Regions from separate parts of the Homo sapiens genome. Here regions 2, 3 and 4 are each linked to region 1. The links are chromatin loops, found by intact Hi-C in ENCODE. Cell type or tissue: Caco-2. All regions are shown on one strand. Region 1 has its middle 36 kb from the start of TRIL. Region 2 overlaps CHN2 (chimerin 2). Region 3 has its middle 47 kb from the start of PRR15. Region 4 overlaps CHN2 (chimerin 2).

Region 1 (8,000 bases):
GCAAACTAAAAGTAAGCAGAGGTAGCAATCATATTCTGATATTCTGATATCATAATATCAGTAGAGGCAATTCACAGCCTGAAATACTGCATGAATCAAAGAATGGTTTTCTGTATTGACAACAGATTAATCCGCCATAAAGGTAATCAGTTACAAACCCCTATGCCTCAAACAAACTAGCATCCACTGATATTAAGCAAAATATTTGTAAGAGAAAATATTTATCAAAAACATATTGGTAGGTGCATGTTGAGCATAGACCAGCTGAAGAACAATCCAGATGTAGATACATAATAATTCACACCAGCAGAGGCATAGCCTACAACAGCATGAATCCCCCCTCCTCACTAAGGCCAATTGCACTCTTGCCACTTCCTTTGTAAGAAAACCTGTAAACTAATATGGCTCTGTTCCTGGTAAATCAACCAGCTACTTGCTACTTGATGGCAGGTCCCATACATGGACCCTCCTAGAGGGGAAGTGATGATGTGTTCTTATTGTTCACAGTACACTTGGAATGAGACGGCATGGCAGATATGCTGCAGCATCGGGTAGGCCAAAGTGGAAGGAGAAGGTTTCCAAGCTCCTCGCTGCGTCAGTTCCTCCCCAAGGCCGTCACTGACCTTGGTCCATGTGTGCCCACTCTGTAAATTTTGTTGCTTTGAGACCTTCATTGTCCACTCATGACCCAAGTTAATTAGCAGGAACACTGGCCCTAACAAGAATCTCCAGTCTTAGAATAGGCCCATCCATTACTTAGTGTAAGACGCTTGATGGGCTCACACCACGTTCCCGTCCTATGTATAGGAAAACTGTGCAGAATCAAAGAATGTCAGAGCCTACGTTTTTATGGGCATTTGGCCTAATTTTCTTGTGCTGTCTGGGAAAGGAAATCTGGAAGTTTCCACCTACACAAACTTACAACTTTGTTTATTTTCCTTTCAAGTCTCCTTCTGAGGCCAAGACGTTGGTGAGATGAATAGTCCATTTATTGCCCCGGGTCAGGCCATCACAGTCGGTCATTGCACAATGTGTTTTTTATGTGTGAACTTGGATGCTAAATGAAGAACACTAAAGCAGGCGGGCGGATAGGGGAAATGACACAAACAGCCATTGGGAATGAATGGCCTTGTTTAAAGACTGATTTAAAAGATGACGGGGTCACAGTAGACCCTACCCTGAATTTCAGTGAGCAATGGCTGTAGGAAAATAAACAATTCTAGAATAAAATATATGGAAGATAGTACCCAGGATGCAGTAAATAAAGTTGCCATAATTTAATCTGTTAGAGTTCACTTGTGATCTCTACAGCCAAAGGGGAATTTGTAAATACAGTGAAAAGTCACAGGAGATGATAAATGATGTTGCCAAGTGAAATGTAACCATTGTTATAACAAACGTATACTGAGACCACCTGCCCAGCTGCCATGCTAAGAGAACAAAAAATAAATGCCCATGCCCTAAGTGGGGCAGGGGCAGAATCTATTATTAATCACTCACACATAAATATGAAAAAGTCTAGTAAATCCATTTCATTGAGCTTAGTCTGATAAAGAAGAACTGGGGAACGTTTCAGGGCCCACTGAGGAAAGGATGAAGTTCAGGTTGGGGTCAGGGTAGATGGGAAAGGCAGGCTACTAAAAATGGAAAATAAAAATTTTTGAGGGACTGGGGACAGCTGTCTTTCCTCCAACCCAGGAGTAAGGAGCCTGCCAGGATTTGGATCCCATCTCCTTCTCCTGCGTCTCCCTCTGCGATTGATGAACACCATCTTATTTTTAACTAGAACCCAGTCAAGCAGGAGACAATTTTTTCTTGTCTTAGTAGCCCAGTAGCTGTTGTTCCTCCTTAACAATCGACTCATCTATGCCTTGTGGGCCTGCGACTCCTGGAGCTTACCCTGTTTCTTTGAATTGCTAGTAAACTGCAAACCAAATCTATGATTCACCCTTACCAAAAGTTTTGCAGAACTTCATTTTCATTAGTGTATGTTGTGGACTCATCTCACGTCTGGCCCCATTTCATGTCCCTACACTTTCCTTTCCTCCCTTTTCCTTATCCCGCACCCCAAAACCAATGTCTATTTTATATCATGTTATTTTAAACATTAGATATAGATTTCCAAAACCACCTTAAATGTTTTGATTCAAAGTTCTAATATACATACATGGAATCAGAGTGATTTTTAATAATTGTGGTGTACAAAACACTATGTGCCTTTTTGGATTGGCTTTGCAGGAAAAGACATTTTTTTAAATAAGATCAACAAATAAAGGAATAGCTAAATTGGAACTTGGAAGCAGAATTCCAAATTTCTTGCCTTAACTGGTGGCTCACACACTCCTCAGCAAGTAACGAAAATATTTTAGATCTGTGGTCAAGTAAGCTCCTCCATTTCATAAGTTCAAAAGCAAGAAAAATATCAGGGAATTAATACAAATTCTACTAAAACTTTTAGAGTACTCTGTTTTAGAGGGGCTCTATGATTGCTAATATTTAAAGCTATATATTGTGAAGTTCTAAAACGTAAGATGAATTACAACATTTCCCTAACCCACTTATCACATTTTCAGGGCATGTTACATTTCAGAGGGGCATATATTTGGTTCTTATAATTTGTTTACTTTGATTGTTTCATTATAAAAGAAATACAAGTTTGTGTTAATAAATGAATGATAAAGTAAAAGACAAAAGTCTTCATCCTCTTGCCCTGTCCTCACCTTAATCCCCAGAGGTTACGATTGTTAGCAACTTGGTAACTATCCTTCTAGATCTTTTCTATGTATAGATACATACAAATGCTTGAGCATTGATGTAATGTATATTATAAAAAGAAGCTTTCTATTTCAAATGGATCCAGTGGATACAACACAATTTACTTACCCATTCGGTTATTTAACATTTTCAATGTTTTCTCCCATTTGATTTCAGAGCTGAAGGGGAAAACAGAGAGTGGCATGTTAGCCCCTTATTAACGCCCATCATTTTGTATGCTCCTGTCCACATTCCATATTGAATCCTAGCACATCAGTGGATCATTCACTTACTCTCTCTTTCATCTACAGCAGGAACGTAATAAGAACAAAGATGGTCATACTCTAACAGTCACATCCCAGTGGCTTCATGTTCCCTGGACAGGACTGCATTCACCAATATGTATCCCAGTGCTTGTGATTATTATAGTACTGTGTGACATTTGCATTACATCTGTAAATTCCCAGAATGGCCACCAGAGGGAATCAACCACCCAGCGCATTCAGAGCTATTGAGTCTAGCGCCAATGACACTGGCTTAGCTCTTATCTCGAATGTGTGTCTGCTTACATTGGCTAGCATTTTTTAAAATTAGATTATATTTTTAAAATGGCCATTACTGAACTCCTCTCCAATTAATATACGGAACAATGCAGGCAAAGTGCTTCAGACAGTGCCTGGCTAAATAAACACAGTAAGTTATTATTGTTATTGTCATTCATAAGCCATTTTAAAAAGAAGAGAACCATTCCTTGCTGTGCTATTATCCCTAACAAATATTTCCTGGCAAAGGCTCATCTATTTAGTAACAGTCCAATGCATAGTTACCACGCCGCTCCCCAAAGTGCTTTGGTCTTGGTTGCTTGATTAACTTCAGGATAAATGAGTGGCCCTAGCCAAGAAGACTTTTACAATTTTTCATTCTTATTTTCTGTTAAATATATGTTGCCTTATATACCTCTCTCTCCCCCTCCGCATACAATAAAATGCATTTCATGAAATACACACATTATATAGACTCTTTCATCAGAGAATGGAGGGAGATATTCTGGAAAAATGCATTTTTTAGTTACCACCATCGCCAAGATAGACTTTTGGACAATATTAAGCTTGTTGTCACTCACAAACCTTATTCAAGCATGTCCATGCCAATGATGAATGGATACTTTCTCTAATAAGTGCTCACAAATACAGCTATGGGAGGATTCCACCAAATTTACCTCAATTTCCATTATTTCAATATGCATTTACACATATTCTGATGTTTATTGACCAATGCTCCGTAAAAATCCAAAGGCAAATGAGTGAATGATGGTAAGCCTCGAGACCACACGGTGGCGCTGTTTCATCATACTTGAGAGAGGCTTTAGCACTTTGCAGGAGACCACGGCCCCCTGAAAACAGAAGACCATGAATACAAGAATTGCCTTCCCTGTGTTACTCCAATTTGAATGAGAGAACCCAGTAGAGTTTAACATTTAGCATTAATTCGTATCTAAACAACAAAACAGCACCAAAATGCAAATGTGAGGAAATCATTGCTGAAAAGTGGGTTGTTGGAGAAATGATACATAAATGCTTCATGCTGTTAATTTATGCTACCACTTTTCATAGCAATACTGCAAGCTCTCCCTAGATGTGCGAGGTGTTTTCACTTTCATGCTTATATTTTGTTCTCCACATGATCCAGTGAAGCAAGCAAGGGGGCTTTGATCTCTATTTTACAGCTAAGGAAACTGAAACCTTTCCTGGCACCCAAAGATTGCAAAATCTTCTGCAGCACAAAAGAGTTTTTTGTGTCCTAACATCTCTCTGATGCTTGTGAGAAAGTGTAAATTCCAGTAGGCACTTTACCCAAGCCACCTTGAGGCTCTGGTTTTTTAGTTCATCCCACCCCAGGCCCAGGCAGATATGGTTGAATTCTAAGGTTTCCATTCTTTCCCATTGACCAGAGCAGGCTGGCACCCAAAGTGCTGATCAGGAAGAAGGCCCCTCTTCCACCACCATCACAGAATCCCCAAGGAGCTTGTCTTCCATCCTAGGCATGTAAAATGATTTACTATCTGCGCCCTTCAGCTGTAGAGCTGAAATCTGCATCCTGTACCTAGTCCCTCATGATAGGGAAGAGGTAGAAAACAAAACACCCTCCACTCATTTCTTATTCATAGAGCAGCCAATGTAAAATATGATTACATACATGATGGATTGGATCCGACAGATAGTATAAAAGGCAAGCCGGGGAACATTAACTAGGGAATGGATTTTTCAATGATTTCCAATGTCTCTTGTAGTCAACAGTGAAGGGAAGGGAAGGGATGAGACAAATGCAAAGAGACACACACATAACTTTCAGTATCAAACTTTAAAATACATTTCACTCTCAGATAAAGGCTTATTGCGTGTTTATCCTATGCTTTGCTGTGTGCTTTATATACGTGATTTCTTATTTATTTATTTATTGAGATAGGTTCTTGCTCTGTTGCCCAGGCTAGAGTGCAGTGGCACGGTTTTGGCTCACTGCAACCTCTACCTCCCAGGCTCAAGCAATCCTCCCATGTCAGTCTCCCTAGTAGCTGGGACTACCGGCTAATTTTTGTGGGTTTTTTGTTTTGTTTTTTGGTTTTTGGTTTTTGTTTTTTTTTGTAGATACAGGGTCTCACCATGTTGCCCAGGCTAGTCTTGAGCTCCTGGACTCAAGTGATCCCCCCTGCCTTGGCCTCCCAAAGTGCTGGGATTACAGGAGTAAGCCACCGCACCCAACCCGATCTCTTTTAATTACCTTTGTTCTACAGAAAAGATTAAAAAAAAAAAAGAGGTTCCAAGAAGGAAGTAAAGTACCTCAAGTTTACCCACCTGGTAAGTACTGAGCAGGACTTGAATCCAGACCTTGTCTTGCACACCCAAACTGCTCTCCTCGTCCATGAGCCGCCCTGCTTGCTTCCCGGACCCTGACGCTATGATGGCCAGGACCTACCTGTATGTTTATAAACCACTATCAGCTGCTGGCCACTCTAAATAGGTGGCACCTGAGACCAGACGCAAACTCCTGAGAAGCGAGTGAAGCTGAAGCCTGAGGCCCTTCTTCCTCACAGGCCTCTGTGAGTTCTGTGAGGAGTCATCGAGTTTTCCAGAAGAGAGGAAGCTGGGTTGCAATCAGAAAGCATTTCTAATCAGCCATTTTTGGTAAATTGCCTAAAGAGATCTTCATGAGAAAAAGGATCTAAACTTACAAGTCTCCAATAATTTTTTGTGATATCATTTTTCATTCTAAAGAAATGTTCACTTTCCTGCCTAATTTTGTATTTGTAATTGTATATTCTTTTTAAAAGAAATCATATGAGCTTTGGGCTTCACAAAATCAGGATCTCCCCTGCCTGTGCCTTTTTCCAGTGCTTAAACATTTTGCCTCTCATCCCCTAAAAAGCTAAACAATTTATTGTGATCTTGAAGCCATCATTGCTGGGCATAGTCCTGAAATATAGTTTTCCTGCAAAAGGAGAGGGAGGGGAGGAAGAAGGAAGGGAAGAAGGAAGGGAAGAAGGACAGAAATGCACAAGATTATATGTAGAGTTAGTAATTCATTTAATGTTAAGGAAGGAAAGTCACCACCATTACAAGCGCCTCTTTAAAAAAAAAAAAACACCCTTCCACATAGACTGAATCTCGTCTTCTCTTATGAAGGTTCTAAATTCCTAAAGATGGCTTCAGTGGACCATCCAATAATCAGATAAAAGGTCCACATTGCCGTGGACACGACATGGCTAAAGACAGGACCTAGACTTTGTTCCTGGGATTTTGTGGCATATTGTTAACACAAATCACCTGATTACGTTAGCCAGCAATGATCAGTCATGTATTCTTTCGCCTTCATCCTGCTTCTCCAGTTAGAGGGTTTTGAAAATCCCTTAAACAATTCAACCACTTGTTACGGAAGGTTTCCACAGCCTCTTGTCTCCTTTGTCACACAGAAATTCCCCCAAATCATCTTGGCTGCTTACATCTACAGAGCTATAAACGGGATGCGAGTCCTCAGCGGGGAACACCAGAGCCCTCTGAGGGTGGGGAGCTTGGCGTCATACCAACTTCCTGGACCCACACTATCTGGGTTCACTAGTTATACTGATCAGACTGGCAAGTCCTCCTATGGGAAACCTTGTTTTGCGCCCCTCCATAGACATCACCTTTGTTTTTAGGTAGTATTGATCACCCGAGGATTCGGGTTCAGGCCCACGTCATTCTAGGGTCTCAGGGTCAGAGCAAGTAAGGTGATAAAGTAAAAGGGGTTAAATAATCTTATAAACACATATTCACACTGGAGATTTCCATTTTTTCTATTTCTTTTTATGAAACGTTTATGCACGCTTTATGGTTCTAAAACACAGGCTGCTGTTTAAGCCATTCACAGAGATAGAAAAGAAAAGAGAAGGAGAAAGCTTTTTAAATGTGGGGGCAGGGGAAAGCGGTTAGTGGAACTTCATCTGCTGAGTGTTCATACAGAGCAGAAATAAAGAAGTGTGTGTCTATCCTATGAAGCCTATAAATCTTAAGGAAACCCAACTGTTGCCGACCCAAAAGCCTTCTGCAAATTTGCTCTTCACAGTATCTGACCCTCCAGGCTCATTGTTCTGTGTTTTCCTGGATTGATATGGCCTAAAATCAAAACTGCATTCATAGCTCGGAAGTAATTTAATAGCTCTAGTCTAGAATTAAACTTTTTGGTCATTCATTTTGATTAATTGCTAAAAGAAATTCTGGCGCTTATACCCCTAAATACAATTTTATTTTGTGGAAACAGAAAACTTATTCTACAAAGAAGTCAACCTCTATCATAAATTCACCATCCAGGCTTGAGTGGTTTGACGTCTGGGTGCTGTACCTTGGAGACATATAATTGAAGCCCACGTGTAGATGTAGAGGTACTTTTAAAAATTTCCTCCTTGAAGATGACGTTTAACTCCACAGAGTAGCTTTCTTTGTCTTAATTCTCTGGGCTTCCATTTTTAAAAGAAAAAGCTATCCTCAAAGGCTTTATAGGGTTATTAATTACACAATGTCACCTATCGACAGAAGAAAGCCACTGTGACAGTCTCTAGCTGTCTGAAATTTAAGTAGGCTTACCAAAGCTCTTAAGACGACAAACACATGCATTTGTAGGACGGTTCCTGTCCCACTGAGGTTAACTAAATGGTCTGGGGATGGGCAAGGAGAAAGAAGGGGAGCACTTGCAAAGTAGCTGGCTCCACTTTG
Region 2 (8,000 bases), 390 kb after region 1:
CTGACTCACTCTGAAAAATCTAAAGGGCAGGTTGCTCTGAGATTGTGGCCTTAGGGGATGACTGAGTATCTAGAAATTGTCAGGGCGGAGGATACGTCTGTTTCCCGTGAACCAGATGTGAGCCAGGCCCCAAGGTCAGTTGGCATGGGTTCAACTTAGATCCTGTCCTGGAGAGCTACTTGGAGGGGAAAGGGACACTGAAGGGAGGGTGAGCCTCCAGATTTCCAGTGGCCAAGGAAGGAGCTCTAAACAGCCAGCGTTTGCCTGCACAGAGGATACGACAGGCAGGCCAGGAAATTCCCAGTGATTGTTGCCGGGGAAAGGGGTGTTTTTCTGAGGACCCCATGAATCATTCCAGAGAAAGAAGAGTGTTTATAAGGTTTCAAAGAGGTATAAAAGATCCTTATCCAACAATGTTTTTTTAAAGCTCTTACTATGTCAGGCAACCCCATTACGTATGAATAAAAGAAATGGCATGGAGAAAACATCCCTTTACCTGCTGTCCATATTCTACATGCTCTAAATCATAAAATATTCAGCACCCAACATTCTAACAGGGATAGTCTCTTCTATGATAAAGATCAGTTTTTTTTTTTAGTTTTGATACTTATCGTTATTTATTACAAAGCTTGTGATTTGGAAGAAAATTTGCATTTGTTAATTCTTAAGCATGATAAAATGGAAAGTTGGGTCAATAGCTGGATAATTTTTAGAGACTAGTAATCAAAGCAATTGTAGAGTTAGCTATTTGATTGGCATTGCGCAGAATGAAAAGCCTGATAAAGTTTACTTGTGTAGAAAGCCACACTGGCTGCCCAGAAGCTAACTCTTTGGGCCCAAATTTTACTCTTCTGAAAAAGAATGTGCATCTATTTCATATGTAAATCTTTCTTCCCTCTCCTCCCTTCTCCTCCCCTCCATCCTCCCGTTCCTTCCTCCTCGTCTTTCTCCTCCTCCTCCTCCTCCTTTTCCTTTCTCTCTTTCTCCCCTCTTTCTACCCCTCCAACCCCTTCCTCTTTCCCTCTCCTTTTCCCCATCCAAACTTAGACACATGCTTACTTGAATCTTTATTACTATATTAGATTTCTGTGTTTCATATCTAGAATGCTCACTTCTAGCTCTGCTGGAATGGTATAGCTAAAGGAGAAGCAGTGAAGATTGTGGGCCAAATGCACAATCGTTGTCAGACAAGTATCTCAGGATGTTCCCAATACCATAATTTTACTTTCTGTCCCGTCATAAGTTAGGGCCTATTTAGGATTTGTTATGGAAGCTGGTATGTGATTATTCATTGATTTACTCAATAGCGCACTGTGTAAGTCAATAAATCTTTGGTCCCTAAACTGGTGGTGTCTTAAGAAGCAGACTTGAAAGCATTCTATTGCCTTATCAGTTTCCTGGGAGGATATCTGAAGATTAAAAACTGCAGTCAAGGTAAGCATTTGCTAGGAAGTTAATTATTGGTATCTCTGAAAATGGAGGTACTGGCATCATGCAAAAGAAAGGAGGAACGCACTGATTGAGTTGCTTGTTTAATAAATAATAGAGGATTCACAAAGCAGCAAATGTAGAAGAGATGTGATGGGAAGGCAAAATTCCTTTGTGAGGTGTCACTTAAGAGAGTGCTGATTGGTCAGAAGATGAGTATAAACTGAGAGGAGGGGCTGTGGCAGGAAAGGGGGACCCTGGGTGTTAAAGCCCAAGGCGATAGAGCACATGCTGAATGAACTGTTATATCCTTGCCCTGTGACACATTCATCCCCAGGAACAAATGTCCAGGGAATCTTGTGTTCAAGGTGATTTTTCAAGTGTATTGTTTATTATTTAAATGTAGCAAATCACTTAATCCAGTGTAATCAGTATGTAAGAATTGCCGTGAACTCCCTCCTGTCCCAGTAGCTTTGTTAGCATCCTTGAGGGCTGACAGCAAACTTAATCAGGCCAGCTTGAGTGGAATGGCTTTGGGTGATTTGCATTCTGCAGAATTGCCAGATTCCTGTCCTCTAACACAATAATGAGTGTTTCCATCCAGTGGTGTGAAGCATGTGGAATAATTAGCTCTCAGCGTTAAAGATGTGACTAGTAACGTCCAAGCCTCCTTCCTCTTAAGAGTATGATTTTCTTATGGTGACATTTTCAAGAGGACATCCGTAATCTCTCATTTTGGGGACAGCAGGAAAGAGATGTGCCTGGATATATCCTATCAGTGTTCGCTGATTCGCCTTCAGCTAAATCATTTAACCAGACCAAGGGAACTGAGATTTGAGAAGCTCAGTTGTCTGTAAATCTAATGGTTCCCAACTTACAATCACTTCAGATGTTTTGAGGGGTCTGCAGCCTCTTTTATACATTTTTAAAAGCCTAATAAAAAAGCTAATGGAATAATTATCTATCAGTAACTACATAATAAGTTCAGTTTGTTTTGGAGATCAGATCTTTCAAATCATCCAGTTTGAAGGGAAAGAATAAAAGGAGTCTATGAGTTACAAGGTTGGTGAGTATGATTAGTCAACATCAATTTACAAGTAATGGTATTCCTACTGTGGTGAACCGAATAATGGTCCCTGCAAACATGTCTCTGTTCTAATGTCTGGACCCTGTGAATATGTTGTTACATGTCAAGTGGGAATTAAGATTTCAGATGAAGTAAGATTGCTAACCAGGTGACCTTGATTGAGATGGGCAAATTACCCTGGATTATCCGAGTGGGCCAAGTGTAATCACAAGAGCCCATTTAAGGCAAAGTAGAGTGTGAGAGTCAGAGAGTCATTGAAGGATGCTCTGCTGCTGGGTTTTGAAAAAGAGAGGAAGGGACCAGGAGTCAAGGAAGGTGGACAAAATAGATTCTTCCTTAGCGTCTCCACCCAGCTGTTGAATTTGCCTCCTGGGCACACAGGAAGTCTGCATGCCCAGCCCTTCACATCCAATTGGGGCCATGTGGAATGTGGCCCAGGTGATGTTGCTCAGAAAGAACCCAGCCCAGAAAACACCTTGATTTGAGCCTAATGAGACCTATTTTGAATTTTTGACTTCCATAATTCAAGATATTAAATTCTTGTTTTTTTAAGCCACTGAGTTTGTGCTAATCTATTAAAGCAGCAGTAGAAAACTAATGCATTTAGCACTGCATCTTTCTGGATTTTTGGTCATTTTAAATAAATCAGCTAATAGTGTCTACTGGGTATCTCGGCATACAAATAACTGTGTCAAAGGAGTTGGAAAAGTATGGAGAATGTAGAATAAATCCAAACTCTAATTGTTGTCTACAAGCTCCTGCTTTTTCTCTCCTTCCTGTCTTTCCAGCCTTACCTTATGTTACGCTGCACTCTCTCAGCTCCCACTCCTCCAGCTGTCTTTCCATTCCTCAGACTTCCTGCCGTGGGCCCTTGGCTCATGCTGTTTCCTCTGCCTTGAATACCCTTATTCCAGATCTTCCAAGAACCGGCTTCTTCCCATCTTTTAGGCCTTAGCTTAACCCTTCCTCCTCTGTTAGTCAGAAGAGTCTAAGTGCTATCACTTACAACCCAATATCCTAGTGGTTTAAAACAATAAAGCACGTGTCCCTCACGTCACAGTGCAAGGTGGTTGGGGTGTGTGTGTGTGTGTGTGTTGGGATAGGAATTGGGATTCTGCTTTGTTCCACACAGCCACCAACCATTCCAGCTTGTGACCTCTCTTTCCCCCGGTGCCTTCTCGGAATCCTTAGCAGGATCTCTGCAGTCACCTGCTGAGGAGCAAGGAATGCGTGGAGGATTGTGTGGGCTGGGCCTGGAATGAACATCACCTGGGCCACATTCCATATGGCCTCACCTGGATGTGAAGGGCTGGGCATGTAGTCTTCCTGTGTGCCCAGGAGGAAAATTCAGTAGTTGGGTGGATAATAGCCCTGTTCTGCCCTTCCTCAGAGATGCCTCTTATAACCGTGCTAAGCAGATCTGTCTCATTAGCCTCTATGAAAACACCTTATTTAGTTCCTCCATTGCACTTTATACTCAATAATTTTTTGGCTTCTTTGTTAATTGTGTTCCTCTCCAAGACCAGAAGGGTGTGAGGATAGGAACATGTCTGTTTTGCTCACTACTATGTGCACAAACCTGGCAATGCAACATCTTGCACAGAGTAGATTACCCACCAAGAATAGTTTATTAGTATGTGATGAATGGATGATGAATGAATGACCCAACAAGTGAATGAATGGAAAGCATAGACCTTGTCTAGAGGGTATCCACTATTATAGCAAGGACAGAATAAATAGGTCATAGTCTTTTACAAGAATAAATTTCAAGAAGCAGCCAAAAGCTTTTTTTTTGTTTTTGTTTTTGTTTTTAGAAATAAAGGACTTTGGCCTACGGTTCAAAAAGTGTTTGGAAAGTCACCGCTCTTTGGGTTGTAGAATTTGAGTCCAGTCTTCCAGATGAGCAGCCTGAGAGTAGCAGTGCTCTCCTTATTTGGGTTGATTAATTCTGCTCTTGTATTTCTGAGAAAGTGTAGACCCTTTCAGATACCATCCTAACTCTTCCCCCACCCTTCCCTTCTCCACTCATAGAGGACAAAGCATTTGGCTCCTCTCCTCCTACCACCTGTTCCTATTAATATATTCACAGTGGCCCCCGGTGGTGGGAGCATGCCACCTCAGATGAAGGAGTTTTCTAATTTTGCTTCTCCTTTTCTTTCCCATTGTCATTGTCCTTTCTGGCTTAGCATGAGCTAGTGGCATGTGGCAGTCTGAGAAGTGGAATGCCTAACCCAAGGAAATAAATGATGCATAATCAAATCCAGTTGCGTAACTTCGGGAGTTTGTGTTTTCTTCTGTTGATTCACGAAGATCAAGGAGCTGATGGGAATAGGTTCTGGCCTTGCCACCAAATGTGCTTCTCCTCCCATTTTCTGAGTAGGGCTCCAAGGGAGGTGCTGGGCCACTTTGCCACGCAGGCTGGTTGCTGCCTCATCTCCTGCAGGTGAGGGTGGAGACCTCGCGGGCTCATGGGCCCTGCTGTGGCTGTTACATGGATCCAGGTTGTCTAGGGTCTGGGGAATGCTGCTGAAGGGGCCCAAGTGCCTGTACCCTGGAAGCACTGGCCAGGCAGGACTCCCTGCCTCAAATGGGCCTCTCCCACCTTGTTCTGTCTCTCATGGGGCAGGCACATGGCATTTCCTAGGTGGGGGGACCAAGAAGCTGTGGCTGGATTAATTCTTGTGAAGAGTACAATAAACTACATTTAACTTACTTTCCCTTACTTCAACATGGTTACACGGATAAAATACATTAAAATGAACACTAAAATCAAGTATGTGGACAAAGATGTATCAACAGGAATGTTCAGTAATAGAAAAAAAACTGGAAACAACTTATACATTCACATAAGGGAGGAGATAAAAATAAATTATGATACATCCATAGAGTGGAATACTTGAAGCCATTAAAATTGAACATGTAGAAGAATATTGAATGAATATAATCACATTCATGTTTAATTTTTAAAAATCAAGCTGCAAAACAGTGGGTACCATATGATCCTGTATTTGCAATTAAAATGTATACAAATATAAACAATGGAAAATATAAAGATTGAAACGGGATGCTTAGTTCAGTAAATGGGATTATGAGTGATTGTTGTTTTATTCTTAGTGCCCAACGGTAGTTCCCAAATTTTCTGTATTTAATACATATTTGTTTTGAAAGGTGATATAAAATTCTAAAATGGTATTTTAAAAATTAGATGACTGTCTTAGTTCATTTGGGCTGCTATAACAAAAACATCACAGAGTGGGTGGCTTATAAACAACAGAAATTTGTTTCTTACAGGTTTGGTGTCTGGTGAAAACCCATTTCCTGATTCATAAACAGGGCCTGTGTCCTCACTGTGTCCTCACATGGTGGGAGGAGGAAGGTGGTTCTCCAGAGTCTCTTCTAGATGGCACTAATCCCATTTCTGGGGGCTCCACCCTCATGACCTAATCATCTCCCAAAAGCCCCTCCTTCTGACACCATCACATTGGAGGTTAGGATTTCAACATAAGAATTTTAGGGGGATGCAAGCATTCAGTTTATGACATTGACTAAATTCTCCAAATAATTACTTGTTTATTAAAAAGAAAACTATTGAAAGAATTCTTAAACAACAAAACAAGTCATTAATGTGCAATTTAAAAAGCCCCATAACCTGCTTTTCTGTCTGTCCTCAGTACAGATGTTTTCCCTTCCTACTGCACACTTAATAAGTCTCCGAGCCTTGTAGATTCATTGTAGATTCAGCCTTGTTAGCATCTCTTGTATCCAGTCCCTCCATCATATTCTCCCTGCCCCTGCCTTTGTCACCTGTTGATGGGACTCCCTGCCTCCTGGCTTTCACTTACACCGTTCCATTGTCCTTCCTGTCACCGACAACCTGGCAAATGTGATCCATCTTAAGAGGTTCAAGGGCCACGTGTTCTCTTGGAGTCTTTCCTGGCAGTCCCCACTTTTGTCTCCAGAACTGATCCTTCTTTATGCCTCACTCTTTGTTCTGAATCCTCTCACAGAACCTTTTAATCTCTACTGCGCTTCCTGACACTTACTTTGTGCCAGGTACTTTATATTTCTCCCGTATCCTGGCTGTATCCCTGTGAGGATCATAGCCCCACTTCACGGATGAGAAAACTGAGGCACAAAGAGGCTAAGCAACTTGCAAAGACATCACAGATAGGGACTAATAAGATTCAGGTTCAAACACAGGCAGTGTGGCTCCAGCATCTCTATGCTGAGCATATATATCTGCTGCTGCTTCTCATATTTCTAAGGTCTTTCACTTGTCTCTCTTCCCCTACCACATTGTAGAGGGGGGATCATGTGTTAAATTTATCTGTATTTTTTTGGTGCCAAGCCCAGGGGCTGGCATGTAGGAATCTCATAATAAACACTGATTGAATGGCTATTTAGGCAACGAGTATTTACTCAGCATCTGCCATGTGTCAGGCATTGTTTTAAGCACCCACCTGAAATAAATAAGCAAGAAAACAGATCAAGAGTCTTGCCCTCAATAATGGAGGAGGGGGGTGACTTAGATTCTAGAAGAACATGTCAAGGGCAAGTTAGGTAAATGATTGAGGTAATATTTAGATGACATTTTTACTCCTGTATCCATGCTTCTCTAGTTCTCTTCTTTTAAATTTTGGGTATGATTTGAGGCAACTACAGTACTGGAAATTAATACAAATCCTTCATTTGTCATATCAGAGCTCTGTAACTGGTCACATATAAGCGAGCTGTCAGTGGTCGAATCATGACTGCCTGTTGCTTCTCAATGGTTTGAAAACAGTTTTTTGAAATGGCATTACATTTCTCATTTCTTCATGCTCTTCTTTCTTGCTTATCTTTTCCACTTTTTTTCTGCTTTGCTCCACCTGTTCTCTTGAGAAACCATCTCAATCCCTCCTGCTTCTTCCTACCTCATTCTCTCCCTCCCTTGCTTCTTAATTTCCGTTCCCCTGAACCTTGCCAAATATGTTTTTTTGAACAGTTGATCAAAACTCATCAAGCACAATGTGATTTTCTCTTTCAAACTGTAGGTAAAATGGAGAGGAATTAATCTGACCAAAGTGTGTGTCACCACATGCCATAGATTTTGTCTGGGGGCAGAAGAAGGGAAAAGAAGCTAACTTTATTATAGAGGTCAGAGCAACCTCACAATGTCGATGTGGTTTCTGATTTATTGTAACACAGCAGAGATTCAAAAGGATTAATAGTCTAAGTGACCTAAATAATAATGAGCGTGCAGAAGAACATGTTCTTCAACATGTTGCTTACTGCCGTAGAGAGAGTGGAGCTCTGAAAAAAATTTGCTTCTCCTGCTTGAAGAATACATTTTTCTAGGGTGTCACTTATTAAGATGAAATTGATGTATTAAGAAACTCAGACTATTCCCAAATAATGGCATTATTTTTAAAACAAATGGAGTCTTACAGGAATAGAAATAACCTATTATACTTGCAAAATACCAGCTTAAAATATACCACCAGAA
Region 3 (8,000 bases), 690 kb after region 1:
TCACTGCAGGAGCCTCGGAAATGTACTCTCTGACAAGTCATTGAGTGTAGCCAGGGAAGTGTCAGATTAATGCTGATATGTCAGGTCAAGTCAGGCAGCAATATTTCTCTGTGTCTTACAGGAAAAGTCCAAGCTCTTTAGCTGCACCCTAGATCTGCAGTAATCCAGACCTCGGCCTGGCCAGCTGGTTGACCATTTTCCTGTCCATGAGTCCTCATTCTATTCACTGGTCTGTCTATTCAGTGTACCCCAAGTGTGTGTTATACATTCATGCCTGAAACTCCCATCCCTTTTTTCTCCTCTTCTGCAGGTCTCTATGCCCTTCCCAAACCTTCAGACCTTCAGACCTAGCTTGGTGCTTTTCCTTGAGCATCCTAGCTCACATCCTAGTGAGACCGCTCCTGGGGCTGCCGCTGCTGGCACAGATGGGTGGGGCTCATAGCACATCCCTAAACCAGGCGCTGTGCTAGGTGTTTCCTTGTGGATTCTTTCATTTCTTATTACATCTACACAACAATCCTGTGTGGCAGGTGTTGATATCGTAGTGGCAAGTGGTAGAAACCCCAACTCAAACTGGATTCACACATGAAAAGGTGATTATTTCATTTAAATGAAAAGTCTAGGGAAAGACATGGCTCTAGTGATGCACTGGGAACTTTCTCCGTCTCTCAGCTCAGCTTCCACAGAGCAGCTCTTTTCTAGGTTTAGAGAGAGGCTGCAGAAGCTTCTAGCTCTCAACTCTATCACCTGGACAGCAGAAGGCAGCCTGACTCTTTCCCAGGCTTCTCAGCAAAGTCTCATTCTGTCTCCGTGGTTACAAACAGGTCATTTGGCCATCTCTGAGTCAATCATTGTGACCAGAGGAATAGGATTGGTGATTGGCTTTGCCCAGTTTCATGGGTCCTGCTCCCTCAAAGGACCCATGCTAACACAGGGGAAAGAAGTGGTTCTGACAAGAGAACTAGAATTGCTGGAAAACTACAAACCACACGTCATGTTGGTGTCCATGAAACATTTTGACAGTGAAAGAATTTCTGCGCACTAAAAATAAAATGGGTTCTGCTGTCTCGACAGCGTGGGGAATATCTTCAATAAGTTTGAAAGAGCGAGAACCAACTGGAGGTTGGCCACCAGCAAGTATTTTCTGGAGTTGTCTTCGGTTGGACCAGAAGATGAAACATGAACTCCGTTTCCAAATCAACTTATAAAGCATCATCTAAAGCCTTCTAAAATGAGATTATATTTTAATGTGGGAACTAGTGCAAAAATGGACTTAAAGTTTGGTCATTTTCTTCAAAGAATTACCTGACTGGTAATCTGTGTGAGATCTTTTCAATTCGTCCCAGGCTACTGTGATATGGTGGTATCAGAGTTCCTGCTGAGTAACTTTTCTTCGAGAGGTTGGCTACTTAGCATAGGGCAATTGTAAAGCAAACTTGCATGCCTCGGGCTTTGCTGGTGACTGTGACTATGAGCTGGCAGTTGTTTCTTTTCTTGTGTGTGCTTCAGCTTCCAACTCACTCAGCACTTTTTGTAGGTCTTGAGTCAGTCTTTATCACACTAAACAATTTCTCATCTTGGCTTTGCAAATTGCTCTTCAAAACTAATAGTAAATTAACCTCTGCAAGAAAGCACATGAACTAATTCACATGTCCGTGGGCCAGGCTCCACCTGAATTATTGCAGAAATGCAAAAGAAGTTTTTTATATCATAATTGTATCACTAATAGCATGGTGTCAGGCCCTGGACTAAGCTCTTTATGTGATCTCACCTCTTTTATACAGGTGCTCTCTGAGGTACGTACCTAACTTGGCTCCACCTAACAGATGAAGGAACTGAAGTTAGGAGAGATTGTCAGTTACCCAAGGCCACAAGGTTAATATTCAGACCCAGACTGTCTAGCTTCTGGCTCCTTAACAAACATTCTAAAACAATGAGTTATCAGGCTTTTGAGACAATGAATACACACGAAAACAACAACATCAATAGAAAGGGGAGAATAATGGGGAACGAAAGGAGCACTTTGATTATTCACGCACTGGTACAGTGAGGCGTATTTTCCCCCAATCTCAGGAGAATACAGTACTTCATGCTTTTAGACTGAGTTAATGGCAGATATTTAGTTAGGTGGTTGCAAGGGTATCATATTCTCAAAGTGGCGAGTTCTCGGAAGGTTGACTTCTTTTCAGTTTTTGCCCTCTGTGGCCCATGCAGTGAATGCCTAACCTCTCCTCTCCACCCCAGTACTGAGGAGGTGAAATCTGCAGGTGTTGGCTTAAAAGGCAGGAATGTTTATTTCGTACCTTAAGTGGCCACAGCCTCTTCTTCCTGTACCTACCTGCAGCCCCGAGTTCAGACCACCAAGTGGATGGGGTGTGGGTAAAGACAGCCAGGAAGCTTGTCACAGCTGGGTCTGTTTTTTATATTTATAGGAAACAAGGTGGCTTCAGAAAGGACCCTGACGGTCTGGGAGACCCTCTTGCTCGGTTCAGGGCAGGCTTCCTCCCCTAGAATCCTAACAGGCAGTCCTATCCTTGGTCTGTATCTTCCCAGAGACAGACAGCTCACTATCTTGAAGAATTAACCTTGAGCCTAAAAAGTTCTCATGTCCCATGAATCGCTTCTGCCTCAGCATTTTCAGAGTGAAGAACAATAAGGACGGGTACCTTCCCTCATACTCCAGACCTTTTAGTGACCCTAGGCTGTGTTCTCAGTCATCCGACCTCCGCAACGCAGGGAGGAGACGGTATCTTGGATAGTTGAAAGGCAACTGGGTGTGGTTTGTTTATCTCTGGCATTCACAAGCTGGGCAGCTGGTGCCTTCACCTGCTCTGTGGACACAGCCCTCAAAGCCTCTTGGTTTGCAAAGGAAAGGCAGTCTCTCTTTCAGTGTTTTTGTTTGTTTGCTCCTTAGCATGAGAAATTAAAATAAAGCCCTCCTTTTTTAGTTGAATATTAACCCACTTCCCCTTTCCTTTTCCCCATCATGCTTTTATTCTGTCCTTCTCTGACCATCACTCAGTCTCTCTCTTCGGAGGGATCCTTCCTTTTTTGCTTGTCTTTCACTCTCCTTGTCTCTTTCCTCTTCTTTGTACCTGTCTCTTTCCACGGACTACATTCCGTATTACTTATCCTGCAGGTCTAGATGGAATGTGTGCCTTGTTCCTAGAGTAATGGCAGTGCCAATTATTCATCCCAAAATGACTGGGCTTAAGCCAATTGGAGTGGAATCCACAGATTGAGTCACCAACACTTAGGCAAGCGTTGAGGAGACGGAATGGTGGTAAATTCCAGGATGCTTTTAGGCGGCAAAGGAAGGAGTCCCCAAATTAGTGCCACCTAGCGGTTTGCTAGAGTAAGGTCTGCAGCCCAGGTCATCGAACGCACAGAGGAAGGTAATGTTTGGTTTTGTAAATATATTCTTCTTCCATGGCATGGCAGTCCCTGTGCCCTGCAAAGTGTTTTGTCATGATCTTGTTGAATCCTCACATATTGTAATCTCCCTGGAGTGAGGCACCGAGGGATGAAATAATGAGTGGGACTGGGATTCTAACCCTTGCTCCAAAGCTATTAATAGTACTCTTTCCACAACACACACGAAGGAAACTAGAAAGCTACAGAGATGCAGTTTGTACAATTTGGACACCAGAATTTAGCAGGAGTAATACTTTCTCATGATTTTGAGTAGATGCCAAGATGTTCAGAAATGATGTAAGAGAAAGGTTTCATAAATTTAAAGTTGGACAGTAGTGCATGTTTTAGATAGATGGACTTCTATTTCCACAGTTAAAATTGACAGAATGTATAAGATCCACATCTGTTTATAATAAATACAGTATCTCCCTAATACTTCATTTTTTAAGTGGAAAGAGTGTTGACATTTCTGGTCCCAGAATTGTGTTCAGCTCTTTTTTTTTTTTTTTTGGAGAGGCGGAGTCTCACTCTATTGCCCAGGCTGGAGTGCGGTGGCATGATGTTGGCTCACTGCAACCTCTGCCTCCCAGATTCAAGCAATTCTCCTGCCTCAGCCTCCTGAGTAGCTGGGATTACAGATGCCCGCCACCATGCCCAGCTAATTTTTTGTATTTTTAGTAGAGACAGGGTTCTGCCATCTTGGTCAGGCTGGTCTTGAACTCCTGACCTCAGGTGATCCACCTGCCTTGGCCTTCCAAAGGGCTGGGATTACAGGTATGAGCCACCGCACCCAGCTGTGTTCAGCTCTTTTTTCCATCAACAGTGAAAAGAAAATACCACCTCCACCATTGTGGTTTTTGAGATTATTGAAGTCAATTAAATGTCAACATTTACCAAAAAATAACCAAAAAAAGATAGGCTGCTTTAGATGAAATAGCATTGAAGTTTATTAAACTTAGACAACAGAAGACTCTTGTGTAAATCCACATAAACAAAACCAGAAGTTCCCTCAGAAGACCCTCACCCGGATGTACAGGTGGAGTCTAGTGGTCTTTGAACTAAATGTGAGAATCACTGGGCCAGAGGCCTGGCCTGAGTGTAAGAAAGAGGTTAAGAATGGATTCTGTGAACTTCCAGGTTGCCATGAAGGTCTCTCAAAGGCTTTTGCCTCAGGGCCCGTCTCTCTGTGGCCCTGAGGAGAAGTAGCCTTCTGCGCAGCTGCCAACCAGGCCCTGGGAGGCACAGAAAGGGTTCTTTCTCACATCTAGCCTCACAGGGGCCCTGCTAGACCCCACAGGACATATTTATGGCTGTCCTCTTTCCTGCTATGAGGGGAAGAGAAGTCTTCCTCATTGTGCTTGTGTTGATAGCCTAGCACCCTGGACCCAGCACTTGGCTTTACTTGGAAAGAAAATTTATCTGTTGGTCGTGTGAAAAATTCCTCTAGATGGACTTCACTGGGGCTCTGGTTTTCTGGGACTCCCTACCTGAGTGAAGAGAGAGGTCACTTCTCTTCTACCAAAGTAGAAAACACTTTGATATGTAATGAAATGGAGGTTACTGGGTAACTTCCTCTTTCTAAATCTCAGTGAAATTCAGTCCTGGTTTATTAATAATCCCATAATGCTTCACTTCAGATTAACTGACACTTGAAATGATGCTCTCTAATTTCTCACTAGGGTATGAGAGACAGAGAAGTTGAGAGAAAAAGATTAATAGAGAGAGACAAACAGACAATGACAGAGAGAAAACCCAAAGACAGTAATTCAACTGACTCATGAGTTCAGCTGAGTTATTATTTTTAATGTTTTTTGCAGGAACAAACATCAAGAAAATGTTTTGCAACTCCTTCAATCTTCCAGGCAACGATTGCTAAGTGTCCATGTTGAAAATTCATTGAGATGGGTTCATCCACCTGGTCACCTGGTGCATCAGCAGCTGATTAATAAATCCTTGAGCAACTCTTTGGTAAACCCTCCATGTAAGGAAAAGGTAAGAGAGAGAAAGAAAGAGAAAGGGAAGAGGGAATAGAGAAAGGAGAGATGGGGAAAATGTGGAGGGAGAGAAGTGAGAGAGTCGTAGGTTGGAGGAAGAAAGAGAAGGGGAAATGCAGAGAAAAAGGAAGATAAGAGAAAGTGAGGAAGGGAAAAAAGACAGAAAGAGATGCTGAGAGAGAAGACAAAATGAAAAGAAACAAAGAGAACAAAGAAGCCCATGGTATCCATCTTTCCAGCTGTCTCCCTAAGCAAACTTGCTTGCAGCAGCCCCTGGCAAGGCCCCGGTGCCCTAGTTGCATGATAATGAAGTCAGAGTGGCCGGGAGTCTCTGTGCTCTGGAGGGCTGGGCTGTCTCTGATTTCACAGCCTGGCTGGCCAAGCCCAGCCACTGGGGGCCACTGGGAGCAGACATGTTGCCTGGCATCTGCTGCATGGCCTTCTCTTATTCTCTCTGGGTCTGACACGCCCTCATGGGCTGCAGGATGGACAGTTCATGGGAAGGCAGTGAGAAATCCCACAGGAAAGTAGGAGTGGGTCTTGGGTTTCCAGCTAAACTGTCAATGTCATGAGAACCTCGGTAGGAGTGTTGGATGTCTAGCCCTTGGGAGGACAGCAAAGAGGGGGGAATACAATTGAGAGGCTGACCAAAGAGAAGCTTCTGGGCTTTGCTGTCTCTGTTTTCTCCCAGTGAATAAGAACTCTTTTCCCCTTTAATTTGCTTTGCCAAAATTGAGGACAGATGCTGCTCCATGGTGATTCATGTGGAAACAAGAACTTTTCTCTTCTTTCTTCCCACGCTGCCCCCTGGCCACCACAATTTACAAGAAAGATTGGCTCAAGCCTTTTAAAAGTTTAATAGAAATCCAAAGTTGACTGTGAATCAGAGAAAACAAAAGACATTAAAAAGGAGAGAGGTTAAAGAAGAGAGAGAGAGAGATTTTTTTAAAGGGTCAGGAGACACAGAATATTTACATTTCAGGTACCAGCTTTAGCCACACAGCCAATAATGTGAAAACAGAGAAGAGCCAATTGTTTTTCACCTCTTTCTCTTTTGTGCACTAAATCTCAAGCAACTATCTCATCAGAATCCTAACATTTCCAAGCTGAAAAGATCCTCAGAGATCATGTATTCATTTTAAGCTTCTCATTTTCAGGATACAAAACATGAGGCCAGGGAGTTAAATCCCTTGTCCCAGGCTGAGCAGCTTTTCCATAATATTGGCAGCTGAGCGGGACACACCTTGAGTTGCACAGACCCAGGCAGCTGAATGGGTCAGTGGAGCAATGACAATGGGGTTGAATTCCCGCAGAGACCACTTTCTGCATTTGGATACAAAGGGAAGAAGGGAGGGTATAGCCTATTCTCATGAGCTTTTCTCTTAGTAGCAGAACATTGTGGGAATCTGCCTGTACTTTTTTAGTTCCGCCATATTATTTTACCCAGCACTGTTATCAGGTGCTAATGGAGGTACAGAAAGAAAGAGAGGTATTTGGTGGTCTATAGATCCCTCTGTGGCCATGGAGACACTAGCACCACTTTCTCCACCATTGATCTCGAGGAAGTTGTCTATTATTTCTGGCCTCAGTTTCCTCATCTGTAAATTGAACTCTGGAATTCCTATTTGGGCAGTATTTCTGTAAGTTGACATTAATCCAGGGCATAGCATTATAATTGTCACATAAATATTAAGCATTTAATCTTGGTGCCAGTTACTTTTCTTAGACAATGTTGTAAGACCTGTTTTTGTTTCCTGGGCAATAAATGCCTGTTGAATGAAGAAATGAATGAATTTTTAAATTCCTAATGCTGAGTCATTCCAAATTGTTCTCCAGTGTTCGCTTTTAGTGACCTTGAATATAACTAGCATTCTTTCTGCTTTTAGTGTTTTCTCACAAATAAGTTTGGCAGATGACAAAAATTCTTTTTTTTTTTTTTTCTGCAGCTTCTCACTGTTGATCTGGCTGGAGTGCAGTGGCGCGATCTTGGCTCACTGCAAACTCTGCCTCCCGGGTTCAAGTGATTCTCCTGCCTCAGTCTCCTAAGTAGCTGGGATTACAGGCACCGTGCCTGACTCATTTTTTTTTTTTTTTTTTTGTAGAGATGGGGTTCACCATGTTGGCCAGGCTCATCTCGAACTCCTGACCTCAAGTGATCCACCCAACTCAGCCTCTCAAAGTGCTGGGACTACAGGCGTGAGCCACCATGCCCGGCCAACAAAAATTCTTATAAAATGAGAATTGGGTAAAGGTCAGTCAGCCTTCACTGGCTCCTATCTCCCTGGGAGTAAAAGCCAAAGTCATGACAATGCCTACAAGGCCACACAGGATCCACATGGCTATCACTCTGACCCCACTGCCTGCTGCTCTTCCCCTCCACTATCCCTAATCAAGTCACTCTCCTACTTGCTCTACCTTGGACAGCCCAGGCAGGCCTCCACCCCAGGGCCTTTGCACTTGCTGTTCCCCCAGCCGGGACTTCTAGTCCTCCATGTGATCTTCTCCCTCACTTTTGCATCTCAGCAGTTCCTCTCAGGAACATCAGATTTAAAATGGTTCCTCCTTACCCACTGCCCCAGCACTCTGTTTGCA
Region 4 (8,000 bases), 420 kb after region 1:
CAGGGCCATGATCTATGGGTTGCTTTAATGAGAGGTTTGTCTGTCATTGCCACAACCATCATATATCTGAAGAGACACAAATGCCCACAGTGAACTCAAGATGCACCAAAAAATATATCATTATAGTAGGAGAAAATGCTGGCTCTTCTAAATGGAAAGAGTGGAGAGCTGACTGGGGATATATCTAAATTTTCTCCTTGTCTAAGAGCTAACCTCTTCAGGAAGGAGATGAATAAAAGAATAACTATTAAGAAATAACTGAGTAAAATAATCTTCTCCCTCCATTCTAGCAGCACTTTAGGTCTGATCTTGCCCTTATAACACTCCGCTTTCTACCTTGTGTTATGGTGATATGTACATGTGGCCAGGGGCCGGATACCCAGCAGGCAGTCAGTTAGTGCTCATTGGATGAATGAATAAGTTGATGTCTTATTTCTTCTCCTAACTGATTCCTGTGGTTAGATTCTGCATCTTGCCTTTATATCTGCACCCATGTCTAGTGCACTATTTTGTGCCAGTTAGGGCGTAAGCTCTGGGTAAATATTTGTTGGATGAATAAATGAATACCCAAAAGGGCTTCTTCTGGAGGAAGGCCAGGAAAACATTCCTTTGATGAAAATAATTTGTAAAGAGGCAGGGAGCTACTGGAAGGCAAATGTCTGGGGAGGAGAGACAGGCCTCTAGGTTGAATAGAAGTAGTGGTGGTGAGGTTGTCTCCAAAGAAAGCAGGGGAGGAAGTGTGTGAATAATAAAAGAGGAAATTGTCCACCAGGAAAGCATCTCCAGCTGGCTGTGATAAATCTGCATTTTGTACCAGCAAGTAGGGAGAGTGCCTCGGGAGAGAGGGAGATCAGGGACATGGCCAGTGGTTTGGCAAAGGTAATGACGATGATAACCAAATTGAAGCTCCTGTGTCTTTTCTTTCCCTCAACCCCTTGTCTCCCTGTATTGCCACCATTTGCTTTCATTTCTCCATCAAACCTCCCTCTTACAAGCTCTATTTTCTCAATTTCTACTTGACCTTCACATCACTTGCCTGTGGCTTCCACCCATACCCCATTGCAAGGTCATGAGAAACCCCCATGTTGCTGCAGCAACAGCTCTCTCCATGTGTATCTCACTGGAGCAGCTGCTGCCTCTGTTAACCACTTCCCCCTTTTTAAATGTCTTGTGCTTTGCCTTTCATGTCGCCCCATCTTGGGGTTTCTCTCCTATCGCTCTGGTCTCTGCCTCTTTCCCTCTTCTTCTCATCCCTTCAGTGCTGGTGCTCCTCAGGGGCTCTGTCAAAGCCTTCCCTCCCCCACTCTCATGTTCCCCCTGTGTCATGTCATCTACTTTAGTGGCTACAGCTGCCATATGTATGCTGGGGTTTCCATTCCTGGATCTCCAGTCCAGGCCTCTTTTCTGAACTGCAGGTCTCTTAGAGATGTTCACTTGGCCATTCCTCAGCCATCGCTTTCCAGCAGCAAAAGCTGAGAGCCTTGCTGTCTGCCAGGCCTGCTTCTCCCCTGGTCTGCCCCTTTCTGTGAATGGCATCACTACCCATCCAGATGCTTAAGCCAAAAACCATTCATCTTCCTCTGCCCAAGCCAGAAGTCATGTTCCCTCCTTTCCTTCCCTGTCCATGTCCAGCTTGTCATCAAGGCCTGTAGATTCTGTCTTCTCCGTGTCCTTCAAGTCCATCCCATTTTCTCCGTCTCCACTGCCACCATTCAAGTTCAGATCATTAATGTCACCTTCCTCGGTTACTGGACAGTCCCTTGATTGGTCTCACTGCCTCTTCTCTTCTCTTTCTCCCATCTTCTCATCCTCCAGTCCACTTTCACTCTCAACTGCAATGATCCTTCTCAAATACAGTCTGGACTCTGTATTATCCCCGCTTGCATTTTCCCTGCCCTTTAGAAGAGGTAAGTCCTTAGCATGGTTGTAAAACGCTTAATTATCTGGCCCCTACTTACTTCTTTAATATAATCCCTCACCCCTCCAAAACACCCTCTGGCCACCCATCCAGACACAACAGAGCCTGTTTCAGCCAGCAAGCTGAGACACTTCTGGCTCTCAGTGCCATGTCCTGTCTTGCCTCTGGTTCCTGCAGGCCACACCTCAGCTTGTGTATCCTCCAAGAGCCTATCCATCCACATAGACACTCCTTACTGTGGGCTTCTGCAGTAGATGTCCAGGCAATAGCCTATCTGCTTGACTGGGCTCCACGTGCTGTGGTAACAGAACTTACTCTTCTCTTTGTCTTTGGGGACTTTAGGCCTTGCTCTTAGGTTTCACTCCTCTGAGACTGCTCTTGAAGGACCCTGGACAGGGCTACTCAAGGCAGAGGTGATCCGTCAAGGTGTGGGAAGAGCCTGACTGCCCCTGCCCCATGCAGCCTTCCAAAGGCTGAGGAGTCCTACCACCATCAATGCTCCTTGTATGCATCCTCTTGCTATGTTACAGTTGCCTTGTTATTTGTTTGGGACCCTCAGAAGAATGCAAGTTTTGGGTTTCTGTCTTTTACTTGTCCAACACTTTGAGCACCTGCTGTGTCCTGGGATACAGCAGTCATGGCCACTTCAGTTGTGCCATTTGTGCCTAGCTGAGAGGGCAAGTGGGGGCTGAACACAGCCTGGGCTCCCCTCTCCAGGCCACATGCTCTGGCTTGGGGCTCTGTCCCTCAGAGGAAACATCTTCTCTACACACAGGTGCTGTCTAATTGCCAAGCTGTACACCTGCCTGAAAAAGACAGCTTTTTCTAATTCACAAAAAGTACCCAACAGGCTAAGGCTGACCCACACATTGGAGGACAAGATAAATAGGTTCCTACTCTCACAGTGCTATCTGTCTAGCATGGGAAGACAAAACGTAAACAAAGAAATATATAACCACACAGCAAAACGTTTCGGATGGTGAAAAGGCTCTACAGAGAATTGAAGAGAGTATCTGGGGAAATGCTGTAGGTTGGTGGGTCCAGGAAGATGTCTCTGAGGAGCCAGAGCATTTACGCTGAGATCCCATGATAAGGAAGCCAGCAGTGTGCACGCGAGAGGGAAGAGACTGCATGACATCCCTAAGACTGGTATGGTCTTGGTGTGTTCGAGGAGCAAAAGAAAAGCCAGAGTGGATGAGGGCTAAAGGGCAAGAGGAGAGACAAATGCGATGACCAGGGGATGCTGACCGGGGGCCAGATCGTGCAGAGTTTCGTAAGGCCTCTCTACCTGTTCACCGTATTGTGCCCGAGGACTGGCTCGTTGCATTTATCCAATAAGTACCTGTTGAATGGGAGAATCTCATCATGCCTCTGTGTACAGAATAAGTAGCTCAAGACAGAAGCTCCATGTGGCCCCGGTGCCCTCTAGTGACCACAGGCTCCAGCCCAAGGCCCTCCATGGCTTCATCATCTTCAGAAAGTCACTTACTTCCCTTGTCTTTGGGGCCCAGCCTCAGGGTCCAGCAGTAATTCCTGGAATTTGTCTTACTAACTATTCTCTGCAAGTGGGACTCAAGCAGTTAGAAAAATCCGTGCTATGAGTTTCATAGTCAGACTGACAGCAGGCCTTCATCCCTTACCCAAGCAGAGTTTCCAAAGAGAATACATGGATGTCTAATTTCTCAGGGGAGTGCAGGGAACCAGCATTAGCAAGCAAGGTCTCTAACAGCCTTCAGATCTGGGTGTTTTGCAGCAGTCAGGATGACCTCCAGGTAGTCTCGCAGCTCAGGCCTGGCACCATTTGGCCGTGCTGGCCTGACAAGATCATAGCTACAGGCTGTACACTCTGTCCATGAGGACGTGCTGCTGAGGACCCAAGCGTGGGCATAATGTATGTATCAAAGACATATTGTAGCATGTGCACAGACACAACATCCCACTCCTGCTGTTGTTGTTTGCTTTCATTTGGATCCCAACCCATTCTGGGCCCATTAAGCTAATCACCCAACAAATTCTGAACTGTCATCTCATCGTGAGGCTGTTCCATGCTTGACTGAAAAACCTGTTTTCACCCAACTTCCCTGGAAGAAGCCTACTGCAGCCCATTTACAAATGTATGCATCAGTAAATCAAAAGTGACAGCACAGATCTGGCTTTTCTGGGAGAGGGGATGGCAGAGGGAGAAACCCAGTCCTTCCCCTCTGTTTCTTAAATGATGCCATATACACAGCTTTATTTGAAATGTTCTTTAAAAATAGGTCATCTTCAACTTCCTTGATAGCTCATTCTCTACATCGGTGAAACTTTGGCTCCTTTCATTTTCCAAAGCCTCTACCTGTGTTTTTCTGTGAGTCGAGTCATCCTCCACTGAGCCGAGTGAAGGAATCTGGCTCTCCCAGATGTTTGCAGGTATTTCCTCTTCAGTTGTCACTTTGCCAAGTGGAGCACATGTGTTCTTTAATTTTTCTTCATTAATCAGTCTCCAAATTCCTTTACACTTGCTCCTCAGGTGATTCCATCAAATCAACATATTTCTGGAGCTAAAAATGCCTGGAAGAATACAGCCTTCCAGCTGCAGCCATCCAAACGTGTGGATTCGCGTATGTTCCCTGCACTCCATGGCCATATGTTTCCACAGGTTCACTTCCAGGAGCGTTCTGTGTCTCCATTTGCTTCCCTGCAAATGCATACTTAGTCTCATCTGTGAGTTTTCTAACTGAGTCTTAAGGCATCAAAAATTAAGAGCATATTGATAACAGCCCAGTGTTGGTGAGAGAGGGTGTGGGGAAATGGGCATTCTTGTACCCGTTGCTGAGAATTTCAATTGACCTAACTTATTTTGAAGGCCATTTTAAAATAAAATGACCTTTTAAAATAAAAAATACAGAGACCCTTCACCCAGCAGTTCAACTTCCCTGAATCTATACTGCACCTGTATCAGTGTGGCATTGTTTATAGTGGACTGTATCAGTCCATTTCCACACTGCTATAAAGAATGCCTGAGACTGGGTAATTTATAAAGGAAAGAGGTGTAATTGACTCACAGATCTGCATGGCTGGGGAGGCCTCAGGAAACTTACAATCATGGTGGAAGGCGGAGGGGAAGCAGGCACCTTCTTCACAAGGTGGCAAGGGAGAGAGAGAGCAAAGAAAGAAGTGCCACTTTTAAGCCATCAAATCTCGTGAAAACTCACCCACTATCATCAGAACAGCATGGGGGAAACCACCCCCATGATCCAATCACCTCCTACCGGGGTCCCTCCCTCAACACGTAAGGATTACAGTTTTCAAGATGAAACTTGAATTGACGCAGACCGAAGCCATATCATAGCCCAAAGTGGAAAATAGTCTCAATGTCCATCAATTAGAAATTATTACATAAATGAACTAAGTATATTTTGCTATACTCATGTAATGGAAGTCCAAGCAACAGTTATAAAAAGAAAATAACATAGATCTATGTGCGCTGACATGGATAGATGCTAAAACAATATCATGAAATTCAAACAGCAAATTGCAGAACAGTATGTATGGTATGAAACCATTTTTGTAAATTTTTATTCTAGCTATTCACAGAACAAAATCTGGAAGGATTCACACAAATCTCTTAATGGTGCTTTTTTTTCCCCCTCAGGTTGGGAACTTTCTACAGTGTACATGTTTAAATTATTGGACTTTTTCTGTTTTTCAGCAATGGTGTATTACTTTAAAGTTCAGTAAAAACAACGGAGGTATTACTTTATTTTTGCTGTGCTCTTGAACCAGGAAGATGAGCTTTTATGCCACCTATTCCCTATTGCCCCGATTGTTCCCTAGTCTTTCTCAGACATGGAGGAGCTTTCTGTAGGCTAATCCCAGAATTCTTTGTTTTCCCTCAAAGACCAGAACAGCAGCATCATCTTTTTGGGGTTTAGTTAAAACTTTAGCACGTAAGGTTTTCTTAAGGTGGCTTTCAAGTCTTAACCTGCACTTCCAGGCCCCTTTAACCCGCTTTTCTTTCCTCTTCTTTTCTTTTCTTAACATGTTCAGATTCTTTATGGATTATTTCAACGGTCTTATTACCCATTTTTTAAAGGTTTTGATCATTTTCTAAGCATCTGTATCTTCCCCCTCCTTCCCCATCCTTTCATGAGAGGAGACACCTGTTTCCCAGCCTGCTTAGAATTACTCGTTGATATTTGTTTCACAGAATTTTTAAAAGAGGGCCAAAGGAATCGGACATGACCTTTTGCAGCAGAAATAACTGTCTTTTGTCTCACTCCTAGCTCTTCCTGCACGAATACTGTACATGCTGTGTGTGTTATTACAACAGTTATTTTTGTTGGGTCTTTTTATATCTACTTTATTTTTGAGGTGGTGATTTATTTAGTCAGTGTACTTTTAAAAAAAACTAGCACTCCTACAAATTTATTTCTCATTATTTTTAATTTTTATATAAGCAATATATACAGAAAATTGTAAAATACAAGTAAGCAGAAGAAGAAAATAGAAATCACAAGTATTTTTACTATCAGGTATAGCAAGCCTTAATAATTGGGTTTATTGCCTCCTTGATAATTTCTACATATATGAATATTTACCTTTTCTTAAAAATGAGATTATATTTAATAAATTATTTTATAACCTGATTTGTTAATACTTAACAATGTAGCATAAGTAGTTTCTTATCATTAAATGTAGATAATAACAGCAAGTTTAGCATTTACTGTATGCCAGGCATGAGACTACACATTGTATGTTATTTTTTCTCCTAATTTATCTTACGCCCACCCTTCAGTAGGAAATTTTCTTATGGCACTCTTTATCTGGAGTAATCTCTCTTTTGTTGTTGTCGTTCTGTTAGTCTCTTCTTTTTTAGCTTTCTCCTACACATGGCTTTCATGAAGTGAAACATATTTGTGATTTTTTGTTTACAGATTAAGCATTATAAATATTAACCCATCCAGTGCTCATGACAATGCTGTATGTTGGGTGATATTATTACTCTCATTGTATAGATTTTAAAAACTGAGATACAGAGAAGATAACTTGCTTAAGGTCACACAGCTAGTAAGTGACAGAGCTGGGTTTTAAACCTAAGCAATCTAGTTCCGGAGGCTATGCTCTCAACCGCAAACTCTCATTTTCATGACTAAATCTATGATAATTATTTCACCACTCCCTTCTTTCTGTGCTTTTAGGTTTACTCTTACACACAGCAGAGCGATGAACATCTTGTTCATCTATATCTTTGTACATGTGTTCAATTACTACCTTAGGCTAGATTCCCATGAATAGAATTGCTGAGTCAAAAGGTTGACGCATTTTTTAAAGGTTAGATACATATTAGTCAAAGTTTTTAAGCAATATGCTTTCTAAGCCTCTTTGATCTTTATAATTCATTGTTCCTTTCTAAAAATATATAACTGTCTTCTGCGTTCAAGGATAATTTTTTTTATTAATATGGGGCTTCTTGTTCTACTTCCTCCCCTTTCGTTATTTCTTCAAAATGTTTAACAAACTAATACATTTCCAGAACACATTATGCTTCATCTTGTCACTATTTCCAGTACCTTGTATCTCCTGGACTTTATGCAATGCGTGTGTGTGCACAGATGGAATATGTTCCACCATTTGGCTTAATGACAATTTTTCACACCACTAATTTTCTTTCTTTATTTTATTTTTTCTTTTAAGCCTCACAAGAATTCAAGTAACATATATAATAGTTTTGTTTTCTTGATTTCAATATATGTAAATTTGGGGGGACTGCCTGGCAAGGATGAATGATGTGTCAGAGGTCTAGAAGACAAAGCTCTCACCTCTGCCTCTAACTTGTTTTATGACCTTGAGGAAACCACTTAATCATTCTGCATTTCATTTTCCTCATTTGCCAAATGACAAAGTGAACTAAATGACCTTGAAAACCTATTTTTTTTTTAAGTGTCAGCCTATCCAAGACGCAAGTTGATCTTTGAAAAGTATTGTTTGAAATTAGGGCAAATATGTGTGTGTGTTGGTGGGGCAGAGTTGGAGGCACTAAAGATTAGTTTCAACATATTAAAAATGTTTTGTGCTCTGACGCTTGACCAAGGCCTCCTGA

Evidence for each region. A loop is a pair of places that touch in the nucleus more often than their neighbours do. Peaks named below come from ENCODE experiments on the same cell type or tissue, not always from the same donor. Only the 100,000 strongest peaks of a DNase experiment are listed, where the experiment ranks them.
Region 2: a loop joins it to region 1, with 9 times the contacts of the local background. A loop is called at or near these places in 3 of 110 quality-filtered maps.
Region 3: a loop joins it to region 1, with 11 times the contacts of the local background. A loop is called at or near these places in 9 of 110 quality-filtered maps.
Region 4: it touches region 1 in a loop (12-fold over the local background); 18 of 110 quality-filtered maps call a loop at or near these places.

The regions. Positions count from the first base shown.
Region 1 is chr7:28,918,728-28,926,727 of GRCh38, forward strand. No RefSeq gene overlaps it. Among named protein-coding and RNA genes, the nearest start is that of TRIL, 36 kb to the right of the region's middle. In Caco-2, CTCF peaks have their summits at 3,238 (motif pointing right) and 4,093 (motif pointing right); DNase peaks (open chromatin) are centred at 3,254 and 4,114.
Region 2 is chr7:29,304,873-29,312,872 of GRCh38, forward strand. The region is part of intron 1 of CHN2 (chimerin 2); the gene reads left to right. Among named protein-coding and RNA genes, the nearest start is that of CHN2-AS1, 100 kb to the left of the region's middle. RefSeq lists an enhancer at 4,960-5,528. In Caco-2, a CTCF peak has its summit at 4,636 (motif pointing left); DNase peaks (open chromatin) are centred at 1,659, 3,759 and 4,605.
Region 3 is chr7:29,606,610-29,614,609 of GRCh38, forward strand. No RefSeq gene overlaps it. Among named protein-coding and RNA genes, the nearest start is that of PRR15, 47 kb to the left of the region's middle. In Caco-2, CTCF peaks have their summits at 3,324 (motif pointing left) and 3,526; DNase peaks (open chromatin) are centred at 800, 2,782 and 3,302; H3K4me3 peaks cover 188 bases.
Region 4 is chr7:29,342,462-29,350,461 of GRCh38, forward strand. All of the region lies in intron 1 of CHN2 (chimerin 2), which reads left to right. Among named protein-coding and RNA genes, the nearest start is that of CHN2-AS1, 140 kb to the left of the region's middle. In Caco-2, a CTCF peak has its summit at 3,346 (motif pointing left); a DNase peak (open chromatin) is centred at 3,340.